Linked DNA regions of Homo sapiens: region 1 is linked to region 2. Evidence: read pairs that join two places in POLR2A ChIA-PET (ENCODE). Cell type or tissue: A673. All regions are shown on one strand. Each heading gives the region's core, and the rest is flanking DNA. Links, peaks and the distances in the headings are about the cores only.

The links. ChIA-PET counts read pairs that join two places held together with the same protein. Peaks named below come from ENCODE experiments on the same cell type or tissue, not always from the same donor. Only the 100,000 strongest peaks of a DNase experiment are listed, where the experiment ranks them.
Region 1: POLR2A ChIA-PET joins it to region 2 with 5 read pairs; 1 of 35 experiments calls an interaction of 5 or more read pairs at or near these places.

The regions. Positions count from the first base shown.
Region 1 is chr11:110,684,898-110,695,447 of GRCh38, reverse strand. It overlaps ARHGAP20 (Rho GTPase activating protein 20), which reads left to right. Exons shown (of 15, transcript NM_001384657.1): 2 at 4,819-4,901. Among named protein-coding and RNA genes, the nearest start is that of ARHGAP20, 22 kb to the left of the region's middle. In A673, for the core only: no CTCF peak of the experiment used is centred there; a DNase peak (open chromatin) is centred at 5,567.
Region 2 is chr11:110,349,430-110,359,932 of GRCh38, reverse strand. LINC02732 (long intergenic non-protein coding RNA 2732) reads right to left here and starts at 4,819. Exons shown (of 4, transcript NR_135100.2): 1 at 4,415-4,819. RefSeq lists an enhancer at 9,837-10,366. In A673, for the core only: no CTCF peak of the experiment used is centred there; DNase peaks (open chromatin) are centred at 4,852, 5,322 and 5,830; H3K4me3 peaks cover 1,629 bases; H3K27ac peaks cover 3,505 bases.

The DNA.
Region 1 (10,550 bases), core at 3,424-7,423, 340 kb before region 2:
ACTTGTCAGATATATGATTTGCAATAAAAGCTTTCCCATTCTGTGTGTTGTCTTTTCACTTTCTTAATGGTGTCTTTTGAAGCATGGAAATGTTAAATCTTGACAGTGTCTAGATTTTTTCTTCTGTTGCTTGTACTTTTGGTGTCATATCTATTAATAAGAAGCCACTGCCTCATCCAAGATGACAAAATTATGCCTGTGTTTCCTTCTAAGATTTTTATAATTTTTAGCTGGTACTTTTAGGTCTTTAAGTTAATTTTTATATATGGTCTGAGGTAAGGGTCCAACTTTATTCTTTTGTATGTGGATATCCCATTATCTCAGCACCATTTATTTGTTGACAAATGATTAACTTTATTGTCAGGCAGATGTTTACTATGTAGCTCAAAGTGATAAGTGTCAACACTATGTTCAAAAGGTGTAGTTTGCAGTGCACAGGTATACTCTTGCTGTCTATGTCTAGTTCCATAGCAAATGCTTACATTTTTCTTAATGATACCATTCCAGCAGAGCCCCTTAAAGGTTTGTTTGTTTTCATATGTGTGCATTTGGGGATGGTGGTATTTATGTGGTGAATTAGTGGGTTTTTTAATTCACATAAAACCCTCATTTATAGAGTGTATAGTTTGTGCCAGGCATTATACCGGGATTTGGGAATGCAAAAATATGCTTGCTACAGAGGAGAGTTCAGTAAAAAATTGTTGAAGGAAGGGAGAAAATTTGGGAAGAAGATATAGCCCCTGCTCTCTAGAAGGGGTCAGAAACATAAGTATAATGTGAAATGCTACTACTGAGGCATCATATATGAAGGAACACACAGAGTTGAATATGTAATTAATCCATGTATTTAAAATGACTTGAAGGTAGAAAGCACCTTGCAGATTAGTTGGTAGTGTTGCTGCAGTTTTGTGTTATTATTTAAATGTAAAAGATAAAAAACAAATTACTGGCATTTGGTTCTCATATTCAGTTATGACCTTTATTCATTTATGGTTAGGCTTAATAGGTTTTTTGACCTACAATACTGAATATAACTGCAGAGGAGACAGCAGAGGGTCAAAGATCCATTGGAAGTAATGGCAAAAACAGCAATTACTTGTACACCAACCTAATAATTTCTCTCTAGTATTCATGTTATACTTTCCTAATAAAAGGCCATTTGTAAATAGACAACAGTTTTTGACATTTAATCACTCTTTATTCCATGTTAGAACTTCTTCCATTCTCCTCCTCATTTTTTCCCATTTGGGGGACAGAGAGATAGATAGGTACTACTTCATATTTGTTTGTTTCTTAGCTCACATAAAATTCTTATTTAGTTTTTGGGGCTACTTAACACTAGGTAAGTGATACGATATCAAACTCATTCCCAAAAGATTAATGCAATTAATTAATTGAGTATTTTTGCCTAAATGTATAGTTTATCGTTTCTTTAAAACATTACCTTTTAAAAATATTCTATTTCAGAGTGGTATCCACTATTTATGAAGTCATCTAGTTATAAACATCAAGTACAACAGAAAATATATACTATATACTGTTTGAAGTTTACCTTGTTTTCTGTGAAGCAAATAATTATAGTTATCCCTGTCACAGAACAACTGTGAAATTTGTTTGTGCTAAGATAAGCATAACGTAAGCCTGTCCTGATAAGTTTGTACTATTATACACCTGTAAAAGAATCAATAGTTTCATTCTATTTTGATGTATTTCACATAGTTGTAAACAAGAAAATCTAAGTTTTCATTGCCTGAGAACAGATTCTTTAAGAGATCAGTGAATTTGTTTTGAAGTTATTAGTGGCCCTTTGTTTGGTTACACTTTTAAGCAAAAGAAAGAGATAAGTGTATTTTGAATGAATTAATATCTAAATCTATTAAGCCCCTGGTTATATTGGCTGCTTGTAAGACCTTTTGTTACTTATTTAGAATGAATCCTGTGAATCCTAAATGTATGGTTCATGTAATGTTTATTTTCTTGCATATCCACGGTGAATCTTTGGTGGACACTTAATGTGGGACTATCAGAAATAAAGGGACCTAAGTGACTATGTAGTCCAAACTGTCTCATTTTGTGAGTAAGGAAATGGAGGCCCAGAGAAGTGGCTGAATTGCCTTGGGTTGCACATCTCATTAATGATAGAGTAAGTCTGAGTACGAACAATGGAACCTGAAATAAAAACAAACTACCTGCTGGTAGTTTGATTGCATTCTCTTCAATATAAATCAAGCTGGATGAAGTGGCTACACTCAGCATTTGACCCATTATACATCTGACAATTTTAAAACTCAGAAAATACATTCTATTCACTATTATACAAATGATCTTCTACAGTAGATTTCCATGAAAAACACCCATTTCAAAAGCACCTTTTCAGAACAAAATTTGTCACCCTTCTTTGATTATCCATTCTCATGTTTAACAGCTATCATTCTTGGGAGGATTTTCTTACATCAGAAAGTTTCTTAACTTGCGGTTCATAAATCCCTAAGGAATCCATTTCATGGGGGTTCTGAACCCCTGAAGTTGCATGCAAAATTTAGTTCACAACTTTTATAGATTTCTCAACAAACCACTACCCAAGGTCAACCTGGATTTTCATTCCATGTTTCTCCTCATTTCTTTTTGCCTCATCTTCCTTGGAAGATGCTAACTTTCCTCCACATTATAGTTCTGCATTAATTTTGAGATTATTACTGTTTCTAAATGAAGAATCTCAGATCATTTTATCCTGTTTCATAGGCTCTTTTTCTTCACATTTTAAGTCATTTTACACTGTCTTTTGAATCTTTTCCAAATTCTTCGTAAACCTGAAAGCCAAGGAGCTCAGAATTAGAAACTATGTACTAATGAAGATCTAGTTTAGAATCTTGGATCTGCTGACAGTGATTTCAGAAGGTTAGAGAAAGCAGATGTAAAGCTGCTGAATGGCAGATCCTCAAGGTCAAAGCAGACAGAGGGTGTGAGGGACAAAGGTAAAGCTTACAAGAGTGGGTACATTTCACACTTCAAAGTAGTAAATTGGTCCTGTAAAGAGAATCAGGATAGAGAGTAGGAATTAATTCCAGGCCTGAAGGTGAAACAGAACCCTGCAAAAAATCTGGAACATAGCTTGATGGATATGAACAAACTGCCACTTTTCTTAGTAAAATCAATCCAATCTTTCAGTATTGAGACTCTTCACATGAGGAAGTGCTGCTGTACCTTGCAATACAAATGCTTATCTCCCAGTTTTCCTTTCTCCTTGTAACCTCTGCAGTCACACTAGCCTAAGGATATTAGATTCCTGAGGATTATGTTCCTAAGAGGTGTGAGTAATGGAAACAGTGAGATGGGGCTTGCACGCTATAATATATAAACTAGGTTATTGAAATCACCAGTGTTGGAAAGGATTCGACTTTTCTGGGAATCCGATGATAACTCCGGGCTGTTTCTCTAGAAGGAAGACATCACATATACATCATGCAAAAAATTTTTATATAAGTAACCTGGCCTGAAATTGATTTGTGGTTAATAACTCCCAATTGAGATGTTTGATGTTATCTATTTTTAACCCATGTGTTTCCTGTCATTTATTAATGTTTTACATAATTATTCCAGCTGTTGTCTCAGCTGTGCTAAGGAGATTTGTGCCTATAGCTTCCACATGTGAGCCAAAAGATTAACAAGTGGAATAGCAACACCGAGGCCAGAGCAGTGGTGACAATAATTTGGGAGAGATCCCTAGGAGCATGGAGAATTTGTGGGATAAGAATTGTGCCAAAGAAGTCTAGCATCCTCTTCTCACTGGATGATTCTTTCTTTATTCCTATGCTAAGATCATTGTTTTACTTTAAAAACTACAAGCAATTCCTTTATGAATCACATAATAGGATACCGACACTGAGCTGCCTAGTTTTATATGGTTCCCATTGGAGCAACATCCAGTTCCCAAGCATGACTGGCCTAGAGGTAGTGGGTAACACCTTTGGCGAGGATACAGGGTGAGAGGGATATGGGATGAAAGGGTATAGAGATATAGGGTGAGAAGAACGGCTTTGATAATACAGCCTGAACTTCGCTCATGGCTGTTTGTGACTATATATGGTTAATTTTACTCATCTGCTTCTAGTGGCTGTATCTAGATGTGTTAAATATATAAGACTAAATTTAGAGAGTAATTATCTGAATAATTCAAGTCGAATAAACTTCATTTACTGCAACTTTAGGTCACTGGAACAGATTACCACCGTCTTATATTTATATACCACCTAGAAAAAAAGATTTTTTTATTGTTTGAAGTTACAGTTTTAAAAAAGTCTATTTGGAAGAAGGGATTCCCAAGTGTGTTAATATTTATGCAAAAATCTAGTCTCTGTGCTTTTGCTTTAACTGTTTTTTCCTCTCCTTTACTTGTCTTTTCTTGAAGCCAAATTTGCCTGTGAAATAAAGATAGTAGTATCTACCCGGATGACATTTTGGATTATAATAAATAAGGTAATCCATGTCCAGCCTTTAGCATAGAGCCAGACACATGATAACCAGTAATAATGGTTATGATGGTGTTTCTCCCAAATATTCTGGTAAACATTTAACCTCTTTATTCTCTGACCACAAAAAATACTTATTGCTTTTACCACTTTTTGACACTTACTGTCCTGTTTTTTTTTTAACTATCCTATTTTAGATGTTACAGTTTTATCTCCATAATGAAACTGTAGGCTCCTTGACAGACAAAGATAGGCAATGCAAAACTTGTTAAATTGGATTTAAAAAAAAATCAACATTGTCTTGCCTTACAAGCCATGTGGTCTTCATTTTGGTTTGTTTCATCAACAGAAAATGAAAACACTAGCAGAAAGGAGGAGGAGCGCTCCATCTCTTATCCTGGATAAAGCCCTACAAAAACGGCCTACTACCAGGTAAGTGCAAAGCTTTGTATTACACATTCAGTATGTGCTTGGAAGTTTATATTAGATGAAGAGTTTTTCAGATCACATATTCTTTAATGTGTAGAGGTTGTTTGTTATCAGCACCAGAATTCTGTTTAAGAGTAGAAAATACAACTTTTGTTCTGAGGTTAATAGTGCCTAGCTGGTATATATGCTCAGTTGCTTTAAAACTGATTCAAAAGTGAATTTCACCCTCAAAAGTATATAAACTTGCAAGTTCCACATTTTAACAAAGTTTACTTATAAAATAGAAATCAAAATACTGAAAAATGAATGTTTTGTTTTGCACAAAACTTTGCATATTTTTAAATCAACACAAAGTGATGGCTGTGCATGGATAAGGCAGTTTTTCTTACCAACTTTAGATGTGAAGGAAGATAACCATATTATGATTATTTTTTAAAATGGAATATTGATTGATTTTAGGCATTATTAGTTAAATTAGTGAAATTCAAAGTGGAAAAATCAGCTAAATACCTGTTAACAGAGTCATTTCACCAATGGAGGCTAATTGCTATTTCAATGGACATTGAAATAGACATTTTTTTTTTTTTTGCAGAGCAGGAGCGAAAGCTTATTAAAAAGATTTAGAACAGGAAGGAAAGGAAGGAAAGTACAACTTGAAAGAGGGCCAAGCAGGCGACTTGAGAAGACAAGTACGCAGCTTGACCTCTTGATGTGGGGGATTTTGTATGTTGGCATACTTCTGGGATCTCACTGGGAAGCTGCTGATCAGATTCAGGTGTTTTCTGTCTATTATGAGACCGCCTTTCCCCGGTGCCAGCTGTGACCAATTAATACTTTAGCGAAATGGTTAACAACCACCGACCATCAACTGATGGTCACCCAATACTCCTGGTGTGTGTTGCGGGGAGCCTTTTCCTGCCCTGCTCACACCTGACTAGCTACCTACTGTAACATTTCAATAGACATTTTAAGAGTCTTTCATAATGTGTTGAAATTGAATAGTCATTATTATTTTATTCATTAATTTATTCGTTAATTTTTTTGAAATTCAAATATTCATTAATTTATTCACTAATTTTTTCAAATTCAAATATTCATTAATTCATTAATTTTTAAATGGCATTTTAACTCGTAAGAGTTTTTATGTTCAAAGGAATGTTACAATGATTTTTCTTTAAGTTGTGAATCCTTTTAGGTAAAGTGAAGGCTTCACCAACTTTATTTAAAGCAAGGATATATCTATGACATATCTTCAAATTGTGCTAATTTAACATAAAATCTATATGATTGGGAGTCCAAGGCGGGCGGGTCACGAGGTTAGGAGATCGAGACCATCCTGGCTAACATGTTGAAACCCCATCTCTACTTAAAAAAATCCAAAATATTAACCGGGCGTGGTGGCGAGGGCCTGTAGTCCCAGCTACTCTAGAGGCTGAGGCAGGAGAATGGCGTGAACCGGGGAGGCGGAGCTTGCAGTGAGCCGAGATCGTGCCACTGCACTCCAGCCTGGGCCACAGAGCGAGACTCCATCTCCAAAAAAAAAAAAAAAACTATATGAAAGTATGGAAGTTTTTCAGTATTAAAAATAAGTTATATATCCAAATCCCAACAAGTGACATGTACAAAAACACTCACGTCACTTTCTTCCGAGCACATAGCAAGTTCTCAGACTCAGTAGTTTTTCTCACCTACCCCCAGAAGACATACACTTTAGTCATTGGGTTGATCAAGAAATGTAAACTCCTTTTAATAGATGCCTAATCAAAATTTAATTAGGAAGCCGTTCTGCCAAATAAAAATACGGTAATATATTTCAGTGTCATACGTAAATGACTTTTGCATTGTTTGCATCAGTGTATCCTTTAGTGTGAATAAAAGAGAATGGTTGTATCTTCACAGTTTAACACTGGTTATCTAGAAACCTCAAGGGACAGTATTTTTTTTTAGGGGAGGTGGATAGAGGAAACAGAATTAATCAGTATAGATGTCTTTAATTCTCTACTATAGATGTAAAAATAAATTTATTGTTTATTTTTTAACTAAGTTTTTAACAAATACACAGTTTTGGGTAAAATTTTTTACTGGAAGCTTGTGAGTATGAAGTGTACTAAGGTTTTTCACTTAAAAGTAGTCCTTATAGAAGCTTTAGCCTTAGATCAGGAACCAGCAGTCATCTTCCCCCAATCTACTCCAGGGTGAGAATCTGCAATAAGTATACATGCAGGTACTGAAAGTTCATGCAGACCAGTGGTTCACATTGGGGGCGGGGGGAGGAGGGGGTGTTACTAACCTCTAGGGAACACTTTGGAATTTTGGGGAACATTTATGTTTGGTCAGTGATTTAGTGGCAGCAGCCAGGGATACTAGGCATCATGGAAAGCACAGAATATCCTGCGTAGAGAAGAATGGTGGGTTCCTGCATAGCTTTTGAAAGTCCCCTATATAACATATGCACGAAGGGGGAAAATATCTTTATATAATTATCTATGCCTGTAACCTATTTTATATATAAGCACAAAGTATTTTTATACATTTCAATGAATACTAAATTTTTCAGAAATGTAGCTACCTTGTACGTCAAGAGATAATTGTACTTTGTATTGTTTGGAACCATTTCTAAAAATTACTGGGCTTCATTTTTCTGTGCTTGTTACATGAAATTTCTTATCTGACTTCTCTTAAATTTGAATATATTAATTGTAACTAGTTGTAAGCATCTGACTACTTAATTGTCTTTAGTATAATCATGTCTGAGCATGTACTTATTGAAATACATACTTTATTAAGAACTATTTTCATTTTTTTCTTTATGTTACCGTTAGAGTGTTTTATTATTTTCAACTTTTTAAAAATACCTGTGAATTTCATTTCAGGATATAAAAAGAGGAATTTAAACATATATATAGACTTTTATATAACAAAGGGTCATTGGGTTTAATAGAATCAAGAACTACTGATACAGATGAAGTGCCATGCTAGGGAAAATGCTAACACTTACCTGACTCACTGAAAAATGCCACTTCTCATTGTTTTAAGTTGAGAACCAATATAATAATATACAACAATGCCCTTCCCCACACTGCCTCCCTATCACTTCTTCAAGAATTGGTGCTTACATTAGAGCCAGTTCTCCCAGATTCTTAGTAGTAGCAAAATATGATGAGTTTTGTTTCAAAATAACTGTAAGGAAAAAAGTTTGTTTGGCTGGACATAGTGGCACATCCTTGTAATCCAAACCCTTTGGTATGCCAGGGTGGGAGGAGCACTTGAGCCTGAGCAACATAGCAAGACCCTGTCTCTATAAAAAAAAAATTAGCCGGGCATGATGATGTGTGTCCCAGCTATTTGGAAGGCTGAGGTGGGAGGATCACTTAAGCCCAGGAGTTGGAAGCTGCAGTGAGCTATGATTGTGCCACTGCACTCAGACCCTGTCTTAAAATATATGTGTGTGTGTGTGTGTGTCTATATATATGTGTGTGTGTGTGTGTGTGTCTATATATATATATATATATATGTTTTAATCTTCAGTTAATTTCCTGCAAGTTTCTCTAGATCAGTAATTAGGGTGCATAATGCTAGGGAACAGGACCTTCACCTCTCTCATAATCTTATAAAGATGAGATTATGCTTTTACTTTGTGTAGCTCTTGGTGCTTGTACTCTGAAGGTATGCAAAATATTTGTAAGCAATACAATTTCAGGATTGGAAAGAACCTGAAAGGGTCCTCTAGTTTAGTGATTCCTAAGCCTTTCTAATTCGGTATTCTGGAGTGGGATACAGATATCAGCATATTTTTCAAATCCATAGTTAATTCTGTGCACTCTTTTTTAAAATTGTAGGAACACTTAACATGAGAGCTATCATCTTTATAGATTTTTAAGTATAGAATATAATACTGTTATCTATAGGATTCTAATGAATGCTTGGTGGAGGACCACTGTTGCATGATATAAAAGAATGCTTTTATGTTGATTTGCTTATAAAAAAGGAATACAAGATAAGAGTTTTAAGGAAGTATTTACAATTGACAAAAGTAATACATATTTGTTATAAAAGAAAACAATATGGACATGTATAAAACAAAAAGTAAATTCTCTACTCCATCCCCAGGGGTAACTACTATTAATCATTTGTATTTCCTTTTAAATTCTTGCCTGTTCAGAAGTGATTCAGATTTTTGTTTTCCCTCATGTTTAAATTCTCATTTAAATATAGATGTATTAGTTCTTTTCAAGTCTCTTGCAGTTTTTTTTAAAACTTGGAGATCAAATCTTATTATAATAAACATTCAAGAAAGTCTTTGAATTTTGTCCACTTTTTTATAATGTATGTTCCTGAAAAGTTACATAAATCAGATTTTTTGAATTATTAATGAGCTTGCTGTTTTAAATAAATCCTATAGTTAAAACTTAAATAAATTTTATAGTATAAAACTAAATAGTAATATTCAGTGATGTACTTCTAACTTTTTCCAAAGTTGTTACAAATAATGCAAATTTTTGCAAATAGAATTTTGCTTTTCTATCCATTATACTCCAGAAATATGAGAAATTTCTGAAGTCCAAGATGATAACACAGCTAGTTCAAGTGGTACTTTATACAGCAAAATTCTCGTAGCCTTCCCCCAAAATCGTTTCTATCTCTTGAAATGTAACATGAGAACTAGACTGCAAAAGATTTGTGGGCAGTGTTTGGGCAGACAGCAAAGAAATAGTGTTTTATTTATTGACATTTTATATTTTTTGAATTACATCTATATTTGATTTTGGCATTGCTGTAGAACCTTACTACTTTTACTATTGTCCCATAGTTGTTACTTAGTAATTAATGACTTGTAGATGACAAAGCTTGTATCTAAATCTGCAGGAGATTTCAAAGAATCCTTTTTAAAAATAATTTAATGAACAAGAGCTGGATTTAAAGAGGAAGAAATATTTAAATTAACTGATGAGTTAACTGTATTTATGTGTTAAAGGTAGTTTTATCTCCAGTGTTCTTTGGTGAATGCTTAGAGTACATAAGGAGAGGCAGTTCATAGATTTTAACATTTTTTTTAATGTGGCACCATTCAGAGCTGCTGGAGGTGGTTTCTCTAAGTAATTATTATATTAGGAAATGTGACAGACATCTTTCATGCTGAGAAGGTTACAGGTTTTCTAAGGTGAGTGGTTACATAGCTGCAGTCAACTACTTTTTCTCTTTGACACAGTAGTGTTCACTTCTGTGTTTAAAGATGATCTAACATTGTGTGGTAATCATCCTTGTGTTAAGACTCTGAGCACATATGTTAAAGGGTTTAGTTTTCTTAAAAATAAAATGAAAGTGTTGAAATATGTTATTTGTTAAACTTCTAATTTTATGGTCATATAATTATTTGTTGAATACAACAAATCAAAAAGATTTCCCAGAAGACTGTGTATTTTCCAATATGATCTTAATTTTATTGTTTCATATAATTTTTCGGTGATAAAAGCCTCAACTTCATTTTTTAAATTTTAGATTCAGGGGGGTACATGTGCGTATGTGTTACATTGCATGGTGCTAGGGTTTGAGCTTCTATTGAACCCATCACACAAACAGTGAATGTGGTACCCAGTAGTAGTTTTTCAAGACTTGCCCCCCACTTCCCTCTCTTCTTTTGGAGTCCCTAGT
Region 2 (10,503 bases), core at 3,109-7,108:
AAGAAGACAAAGAAGGAAAGTAGGAGGGAGGGAGGGAGGGAAGGAAAGTAGGAGGGAGGAGGGAAGGAAAATAGGAGGGAGGAAAGGAGGGAGGGAAGGAGGAGAGAAGGAAAATAGGAGGAAAGAAAGAAAGGAAGCTTCAAAGGGAGGAAGAGAGGGAGAGAAGGAAGGAAGGACCCATTAGACCTTGAAGGAAGGATCCATTAGACCTTGAAGCAAGGATCCATTAGACCTTGAAGCTTAGAAGAATCTCATCTGAGCTGGAAAATTTCCATTAAATAAGATTACTTTTGGCTGGGCATGATGGCTCACGCCTGCAGTTACAGCACTTTGGGAGGCCAAGGCGGGTGGATCACGAGGTCAGGAGATCGAGACCATCCTGGCTAACACAGTAAAACCCCGTCTCTACTAAAAATACAAAAAAAATTAGCTGGGCATGGTGGTGGGCGCCTGTAGTCTCAGCTACCCGGGAGGCTGAGGCAGGAGAATGGCATGAACCCGGGAGACGGAGCTTGCAGTGAGCCGAGATCGTGCCACTGCACTCCAGCCTGGGCTACAGAGAGAGTCTCGGTCTCAAAAAAAAAAAAAAAGATTATTTTTTCTTCCACATGGGGTTTATCCATACGAGTCAATTATAGAAAACCTATGTGCCTACCGCTGTGCTGAGTGAAGGATCACTTCCACTCAGGATTCTCATTTTTAATCCTCAGAAGACTTAATTATAATTACAGAGCAGAATGTAAACATAGTAAACCATGAATATACACACACACACACACACACAATTGAGAGGTGGACTCTCTTATATAAATGGGAATCAAAAGACTCTGTCTAAATAAATAAATTTAGAAATGGAAGTTTAGGTACATTATTTAAAGTTATAAATAATAATTTTAAATATAATTTTTAGAAAAATTAGGGCTGGGCGTGGTGGCTCACGCCTGTAATCCCAGCACTTTGGGAGGCCCAGGTGGGCGGATCACGAGGTCAGGGGTTCGAGACCAGCCTGACCAACATGGTGAAACTCCGTCTCTACTAAAAATACAAAAATTAGCCGGGCATAGTGGCACGCTCCTGTAATCCCAGCTACTCAGGAGGCTGAGGCAGGAGAATTACTTGAACCCAGGGGAGAGAGGAGGAGTTTGCAGTGAGCTGAAATCATGCCATTGCACTCCAGCCTGGGTGACAGAGAGAGACTCTGTCTCAAAAAAAAAAAAAAGAAAAAAAATTAAAAATTTTATAATACAACTAACACAAATTGGAGATGGAGAAGAACAGAAAGATTGGGAGGAAGTGTAAACACAAGAAATTTCCCATCTTTTTTGAAGTCAGTAGGTACTTTCTAAAGTTGACAAAGGGAAAAACAGAGCTGTAAGCATGGAATTTTAAATTATAATGGCAACCGCCACACCATCTAACAATAGCCGATGACAGTGCTTGTTTCTAGAGCATGGGCCTAGGCTGGAATGGATGGAGGTCATATTCATTTTACACCCTTCTTTTTCTACTGATAAGATTTTTTCTTATTATGTGCATGTATAACTTCTATAAAATAACATAAAATAACAACAATAATATATATTTACGTATAAATTTATATTATATGTAAGTATATATAGATTTGTATACAGTATTTAAATAAATATTTTCATTGAGTGAAAAGATGCCAAATTATCTTTTCCACAAATATAACAATAATATTTATTTATTTATTTATTGAGAGGGAGTTTTGCTCATCACCCAGGCTGGAGTGCAATGGCACCATCTCGGCTCACTGCGACCTCCAACTCTTGGGTTCAAGTGATTCTCCTGACTCAGCCTCCCATGTAGCTGGGACTACAGGAGCCCACCACCATGCCCAGCTAATTTTTGTATTTTTAGTAGAGACGGGGTTTCACCATGTTGGCCAGGCTAGTCTCGAACTCCTGACCTCAGGTGATTCACCCACCTCGGCCTCCCAAAGTGCTGAGATTACGGAGGGTGAGCCACTGCGCCCGGCCAACATAGGCTATTCTGTAACTGAAAGATGAGTTGCTTAGTCATGGCTACTAAACGTCCTCCATACTTAGCTAAAAGCTCATGGTTCTTAGGAAAGGTGTCTTAGGACAAAGAGAATTTAGGATATTAATTACTCTCTTTTTTAAGTTGAAAAGAAAAAGTAAAACCCTTCCTTCTTGTGACTTAGTCTACAAAAAAAAAAGAAAAAAGAGAAAGAAAGAAAAAGTAAAAACCTCTCCCCAGCTTTTCTGATTTTTGGATTTGAGGAAAGTTGCAAATACTGTCTGTCCTAAACTTTTTGACATTACAAATGACTCAAAACTGCCCAAGGGACTTTGAGACTTTTCAGAAAAGGAATTTATCACTGAGGATTACTCATCTGTCAAACTAGAATAAAATGTAGTTTTGTGTGAGGCGACCTTCTTTCACAGTTACTGTTTATTGAGCCCAGGAATGCTATGGCATAGAGGGCAGGGTGTGAGTCAGAAAGCCTTGCTGTCCCAGCTGTGTCCCCAACTAGCCAAGTGACCCAATGCCACCCACTTAATCTTTAGTTCCTTCATTTGTAGAGTGTGGATAAAACAACTCTTCTCACCGCTTCATATTGTCCCTGTGAGGATCAGAGAGGATAAATCGAATGAAAGTTCTTTGAAACCCTACAAACTACTATAAAATTACAGTGTTGTAATATGTGATCATGGATTTCAAAGTTGGAAAGAACTTAGACCTTATCTAGTCAAACTTATCTAATTCATAGTTTCTTTCTCTCAGTCTGTTACTTGCTTAGAGCCACTATGTTTATTATTACTGTTGTGACACAAATTGATTTAAAATTATATCCTTCTGAATTATGTCTGTTTCTAAAATTTTATAGACTCATAGGCTATTAATGCTGCAAGGGACTTTGCCAATCATTTCATCTAATCCCCTTGTTTTAAACATGAAGCAATAGCAGCCGAAAGAGGGTGACTGGCCTTAGATAAATACAGGACAATGAACTCAGATCTTAGATTAAAACCTAGATCTCCACATTCCCAGGCATACAGACCTTTCCTACGTCACTGCTGAAGCAAGAAAATAATGGCCATTTGTGGATAAGCTTAGTTAATTGAGGTGTATACTGCCCTGACAAGATTACACTAATCATTCTAACCATTTTTATAACTTTCAAAAGATTTTTCTTTCCTCAAAAAGGAATTACACAACAAAAATGTAAAAATAAAGGAAAAACTTTTTAAATTAAAAAGTAATAACACTTGAAAAAATAATATACACACTCATATCTATTCTTTAAATGAAACTAAGATTTTTTTTTTTTTTGTGGGGGATGGAGTCTCGCTCTGTTGCCCAGGCTGGAGTGCAGTGGTGTGATCTCGGCTCACTGCAACCTCCGCCTCCTGGGTTCAAGCGATTCTCCTGCCTCAGCCTCCCGAGTAGCTGGGACTACAGGCACCCACCACCACGCCTGGCTAACTTTTGTATTTTTAGTAGAGACAGGGTTTTCATCATGTTAGCCAGGCTGGTCTCGAACTCCTGACCTCAAGTGATCTACCCACCTCGGCCTCCCAAAGTGCTGGGATTACAGGCGTGAGCCACTGTGCCTGGCTGAAACTAAGATTAAGTACTAGAACAATTAGGCATTTAATAGTCAAATTAATTACCAACATTTTAGTATAACTTGGTTTAATTTAGTCCCTAATACAGATCCTTAGAAGCGGGGCAGAAGAATGTAAATGGCAAAGAACACAGTGTTTAAAATCAAACAAACATGGGTTCAATTCTAGCTCTGCCATTTACTAGCTATGTAAATTTTGAAAATATATTCAACCTCCTGAAGCCTCAGTGTCCTCAATATATAAAGGGAATAGTAGGCTGGGCGTGGTGGCTCATGCCTATAATCCCAGGACTTTGGCAGGCTGAGGCCAGAGGACCATTTGAGCCCAGGAGTTCGAGACCAGCCTGGGCAACATAGTGAGACCCCCAACTCTAAAAAAAATTTAAAATTAGCCAAGAGTGGGTGGCACACACCTAACATCCCAGCTACTGGGGAGTAGGGAGGGGGAGACGCTCAGGCAGGAGGATCTCTTGAGCCCAGGAGGTTGAGGTTGCAGTGAGGTGTGCACTCTAGCCTGGGTGACAGAGTGAGACTCTGTCTCTAAATAAATAAATAAAGGGAATAGTAATGAGAATTATTTCATAAGTTGGTTATGAGAATTAAAAAGTAATTCATATAATTCTATAAATGAGACCAGTCATTGTTCTCACTTGGTATTTTACAGCCCAGAAACAATTATAGCAATTATTTGCTCAAGACTGCTCAGCTAGTATGTGGAGGCAAAATTGAAACCCACGTCTTCTGGCTCTGCTCTTTACACCTGCCCACACGACCTCCCTACCCAGCACTACATTAACTCACCTTCCGCCACCTCACTGTTCAGTTTTACTAAAAGTTCCAGCTCTTTCCAAAGGAGAGATTTTTCTTCCTAAGTAAGACAGCTCTTTCAGCCAGTTTCAGATGATATGCCTTCTAAAAGGCAGTGTCTCTTTTGGTTGCCAAAGGTAGTCACTTGACTCTTTTAAGATCACAGATTCCATGTGCCGGGTCCATGCTGAGGGCTGGCAGCCTGTCTGTGTCACACAACCCTCTATTGTACTCTTATCCCTCCTAGCCGACTCCGACCCTGTGTTCCATGAGGAGGCACACGCCTTCACTCCCTTCCCCCACCACAGGCTTTTCCTTCTCCTGCCAGGCTGGGAAGGACTTTATCCTTTTTCATAAGTGCTGAGCCTGTAGGACTCAAATCCCCTCAGGCATCCTTGATTTTTCTCAAAAGTCCTCATGCAAATTTGACTCTCCCTATCCTAGAGATTAGGAGACCTTGACATTTTTATTTTTGAATCTCTTGGAGCCAAGCATAAGCTGACACATCGTTAGCACTCTTAAATGTTTGCTGAAAAAAATGTGGATAAAAGGAAGGAAGGAAGGAAGGAAGGAAGGAAGGAAGGAAGGAAGGAAGGAAGGAAGAAAGTAAAGAAGGGAGGGAAGAGGGTTTTACATATCATTCTAGAGTTCCCGAAACAGACATAACAATGCAGCCAACTCACTAGCTCCAAAAGCACTTGAACAATATTTATACATTTATCTATTTATCAAACTATCTATATCAGAAAAATATCAGAACATATTGATAACTGACAAATCTCTTTCACTTTAGTCTCAGAAGTCACGTTTAAATGCTAAGTGAATATCTGTGTCAGGGAAAGAGAGAGCAACAGAGAAAGAGAGAGAGAGAATGAGTTGGGTTTGGACCATGAAAGACTGATTCGGTCACCCAGTCTGATTCTGTCACCCAATTTGGAGTGCAGTGGTGTAATCACGGCTCACTGCAGCCTCGATGTCCCTGGCTCAATGGATCCTATCACTTCAGCCTCCAGAGTAGCTGGGACTACAGGCATGAGCCACTGCACCTGGCTAATTTTTGTATTTTTTGCAGAGATGGGGTTTTGCCATGTTGCCCAGGCTGGTCTCAAACTCCTGGGCCCAAGCAATTCCCCCACCTCAGCCTCCCAAAGTGCTAGGATTACAGGGGTGAGCCACTGTGCCCAGCCCGTAATGATTAATTTTATGTGTCAACTTGACTGAGCTAAAGGATGCCCAGATAGCTGGTAAAACATTATTTCTGGGTGTGTCTGTGAGGGCATTTCTGGAGGAAATCAGCATTTGAATTAGTAGACTGAGTAAAGAAGATCTATTTTCATCCAGTCTGTTGAGGGCACAGATAGAACAAAAAGGCAGAGGAAAGGTGAATTCACTGTCTGCTTGAGTTGAGCCAACCATCTCCTGATGCTGTAAGACATAGGAGCTCCTGGTTCTCAGGCCTTCAGACTCACTGAATTAAATCACTAGCTTCCCTGGTTCTCCAGCTTGCAGATGACATATTGTGAGGCTTCTCAGCCTCCATAATTCTGTAAGCCTATTCCCATAATACATCTCCTATCATCTATCTATCTATCTATCTATCTATCTATCTATCTATCTATCAATCAATCATCTATCATCTGTTTATCTATCTATCTTATTAGTTTTGTTCCTCTCGAGAATCCTAACTAATACAGAGATTAAAAGCCCCAACTTCTTTTACACAGCCATGCCTCCAAGCTGCTATGTGACCCTGGGTAAATCACTCTCAGGGTTGTTAAAATGGAGGTAATTCTTATTTTTTGTTTGCTTGTTTGAGACAGGATCCCACTCTGTCACCCAGGTTGGAGTGCAGTGGTGGTGATGACAGTTCAATGTGGCCTCAATCTCCCAGGCTCAAGCGATCCTCCCACCTCAGCCTCCCAAGTAGCTGGGACTACAGGCATGTGCTAGCATGCCTGGCTGTTTTTTTTGTTTTTTCGTTTTCAGTAGAGACAGGTCTTGCAAAGTTTCCCAGGCCAATCTCGAACTCCTGAGCTCAAGCAATCTTCATGCCTCGGCCTCCCAAAGTGCTGGGATTACAGGTGTGAGCCACCGCACCTGGTTAAAATGGAGGTAATTCTAAAGGATATCTTACAAAGTTGTCATGGACAATAACTACAATGCATTTTAAACAATGTTTAAAATAATCCATGAAAGTAATTATTGTACTATCCCAAATTTTCACAATATTTAAAGACTGGATCTTAACATTTGAATTTTTTTATCTGTACCTTCTTTGCCTCAACTAACTAGAATTCATGACTTTTGGCTATGCAGGCATCATTCCTATTAATTATATTTCTGAAATTGCTTTGGAATGTTTCTGGTCTCTCTGGTCCCACGGCAACTGCTACGCTTTTTACTCTTTATTTATTTATTTATGTTTTTATTTTAGAGACAAGCCTGGAGTGTGATGCTGTCCAGGCGGGAGTGTGATGGTGTGAATTTGGCTCACTGCAGCCTCAAACTCCTGAGCTCAGGTGAACCTCCCACCTCAGCCTCCCATGTGGCTGGAACTACAGGCACATGCCACCATGCTTGGCTAATTTTTGTGGGGTTTTTTTGTTTTTTGTTTTGTTTTGTTTTGGAGACAGAGTACCATTCTCTCACCCAGGCTGGAGTGCAATGGTGCAATCTCGGCTCATTGCAACCTCCACCTCCCCAGTTCAAGCTATTCTCCTGCTCAGCCTCCAGAGTAGCTGGGACTACGGATGCACACCGCCACACCTGCTAATTTTTTTTGTATTTTAGTAGAGACGGGATTTCACCATGTTGCCCAGGCTGGTCTCAAACTCCTGACCTCAGGCAATCTGCCCGCCTTGGCCTCCCAAAGTGCTAGGATTACAGGGACATGCCGCCACACCTGGCCATACTTTTTGTATTTTTTTGTAGAGACGTGGTCTCACTTTGTTGCCCAGGCTGGTCTTGAACTCCTGAGCTTAAGCAATCCTTCTGCTTGGCCTCCCAAAATTTTGAAATTACAGTCACTGTGCCCAGCCCCCTACTCTTTTAATAATTCTCACTTAGGTGCAATAGCCTCCTAACACTTATACCTACCTCATTCTCCATTATGTCTGGACATCCTAGGACATTTAAATAAATTCAGGCTGCCCATGTCATGGATCTATGATAATATATAAAAGCTCAGCTTTTGGCTGCAGCTATTTTGGCTCTATTCAATATTCTCTGGTCTTCAATCCCTTGGCTTTCTATTCCAGCTCCTGATACTGGTTAGAGACTCTTCTTTCTGTGATTACCTGGGTGGACATGCTTCTTTTTTACTCTGTGCATTCTCTCTGATCTAACATTCTCGTTCATAAATTCTTCATATCTGCAACTGTGGGTAACAAGTATTTTCACTGCCCCAGTCTGGCCGTGATAGACTCACTGTAGCCCACCAGCCCAACCACCCTGAGAAGGAGATCAGACAAAATCTGTCATTAGAGTGATCATTCCAAATCTCAGATTATAACATGGTAGTCTCTGATTCCAGTGCCAACAACAAAATGTCAGTGTGGTTATTCAATGTTTTGTGACTTGGCTGGGTAAAGGCACAAAGGATCTTTGGCAATAGGTGGCTGGTGGGAAGAAAAATGGAGTCCTACTCTTTGGGATCATCCACTACTGGAATGGAAGGTGGGCTAGGAGGAACTGACCAAGCTACAAAGGCTGACCGTGGAGATGGTTATTTGGTGAATCAAGGGTAGGAGAGCTTAACAGTCCCAGCTGCCAATCTAGAAGTTTTTAGTACTGCCATGATGCCAGAGGGTGACGGTAATAAGTTAGGATGGCAGCAAATTACACTCTTCAATTTTTTACCCTAGAAAGCATGCATATAGCCAGGTGCAGTGGCACGCACCTGTAGTCCCAGCTACTTGGGAGGCTGAGGCAGGAGGATTGCTTGAGCCCAGGAGTTTGAGACTAGCCTGGGCAACACAGCAAGACTCACATCTCAAAAAAAAAAAAAGCATGCATATTAATCCTTGTTGCTGACTCCATTCATTCCTTCAATAGTTAAGCACAAACTCTATGCAAGGATTTGTATTAGGCACTGGGTACACAACAGAAAAGGAAAGCCAGCACAGTGACCTCCTTGGTAAGTTTTGTCAAATAACTTGGCATGTGCCATTCTTCTTTATTGTGTTGTCAGTGTTAGAATGGGTTTTGGACCAGCGAATGGGGCTTCTAGCCAGTGCATTTATACAAACAGTTCTCAGATGTGCCACAAATATGTGGCCAACATAACATTACAGCCCCCATTCCTGCTTAGGAATAATGACAGTTTTTTAGTAAATGACATCCTTTAAAGGCAAATTACACATATTGGTGGTTTCTGGATGTTTTAAGGTTTCCACGTAGTTTTTTCAACTGACAATCCCTGTATAGGGATCTTGGAGAGTTAATCATCACACCACAGTTTTCAGCAATACACTCATATGTTTATACTGACAGTCAAGACATGTTGGTGGCCCAAAATGAAATGATTACATTTTGTAGAACCTCCTTCCCATAGGAGGAGTGGTAACGAAAATGTCTCTGGAGAAGAAACTAGTTCATATCACTCAGAATTAATGTCCATCCAGAAAGAACACATACAAATAAAAAGATATGTCATATTCTTGGCTTGGAAGACACACATTGTAAATATGTCAGTTTTCTCTGAAACTGATCTATAAATTTTTTACAGCTCAATAACAATTCCAAAATTCTAATGGAATTCTTTTGGAACTTGGCAAAAAATATTAAAATTTGTCTGGAAAATAAAAATATGCCCGAATAGCCAAGAAAATTCTAACACAGAAGAATATTAGGGAGAGCTTTGCCAGTTATTTAAACTGCAGTATTTATTGCTGATATACTGCTGCAGGAATGGACAGATGATCAATAAAACCAAATAGTGAGAACAGAAGCAGATCCAAATACAAATGAGATTGGATTATATAATAAAGTGGGGAAAAGAAACACATTATTCAGACAACAGGCTAGTCATTTGGAAAATGAATAAAGTTGGTCCCTACCTTGAACTTCCAGATGGAATAAAGATTTAAATTTGTAAGAAATTATAAAGTACTACAAAGTTAGGCCAGGTGTGGTAGCTCATGCCTGTAATCCTAGCACTTTGGAAGGCTGAGGAGGGCAGGTCACTTGAGGCCAGGAGTTCGAGACCAGCCTGACAAACATGGTGAAACCCTGTCTCTACTAAAAATACAAAAAATTAGCCAGGCGAGGTGGTTGGTGCCTATAATCCCAGCTACTCGGGAGGCTGAGACAGGAGAATTGCTTGAACCCAGGAGGCGGAGGTTGCGTGAGCCAAGATTGTGCCTCTGAACTCCAGCCTGCATGACAGAGCCAGACCCTGTCTCAAAACAAAGAAACAAAAAAGTAATACAAACTTTCAGATGAATTTTTAAATATAATTTTTAAGTGAAGGAGGACTTGAGGCCTGACACTTGGCTGTTCAGGCATCAGATTCCCTACCTTTGAGGGAGGAATTCCCCACTGTGAGTGATTGTGGCGTGACAGAGCGCACTGTCTCCTGGAGCTGGAGGAGACCCATTCTACCCCAGCCCACACATACGGCCTTGTGGAAACTCCCTGTGGCTTGCTGATTAAAGAAGAAAATGTTCAAGACTAGTTTCCAGATGACTCTTCCCTGGTCTAAGGACACTAGCACAATTAGGACTATTGTTGCAACTTTCACCCGCTTAGGGGCGGCCTTGAAAGACAATTGAGAAGGAAAATCTTCCCAGGGGCAGAACTCTAAGCAGTACATCTCATGATCCACCTTCCTGGAAGGAGAAATGACCTTAGGATTTAGAATCCAAAGGGACAAAAAAAAAATGTTTCAGTCAAGGGACATATTAAAGAGCTCACTGAATAGGAAAGTGAAACTCTTACTTTGCCACTTTTTGGCAAACAGAAAAGAACGTCTGGGTATAGACTGGGTGATTAATTCTGAGTATAAAAGAAAAAGAGTTATTTCAGCATAATAGGAGAAGAGAGGTGACCCCAGATACATTTCCTCAGTCTCCCCAGCCAGGATG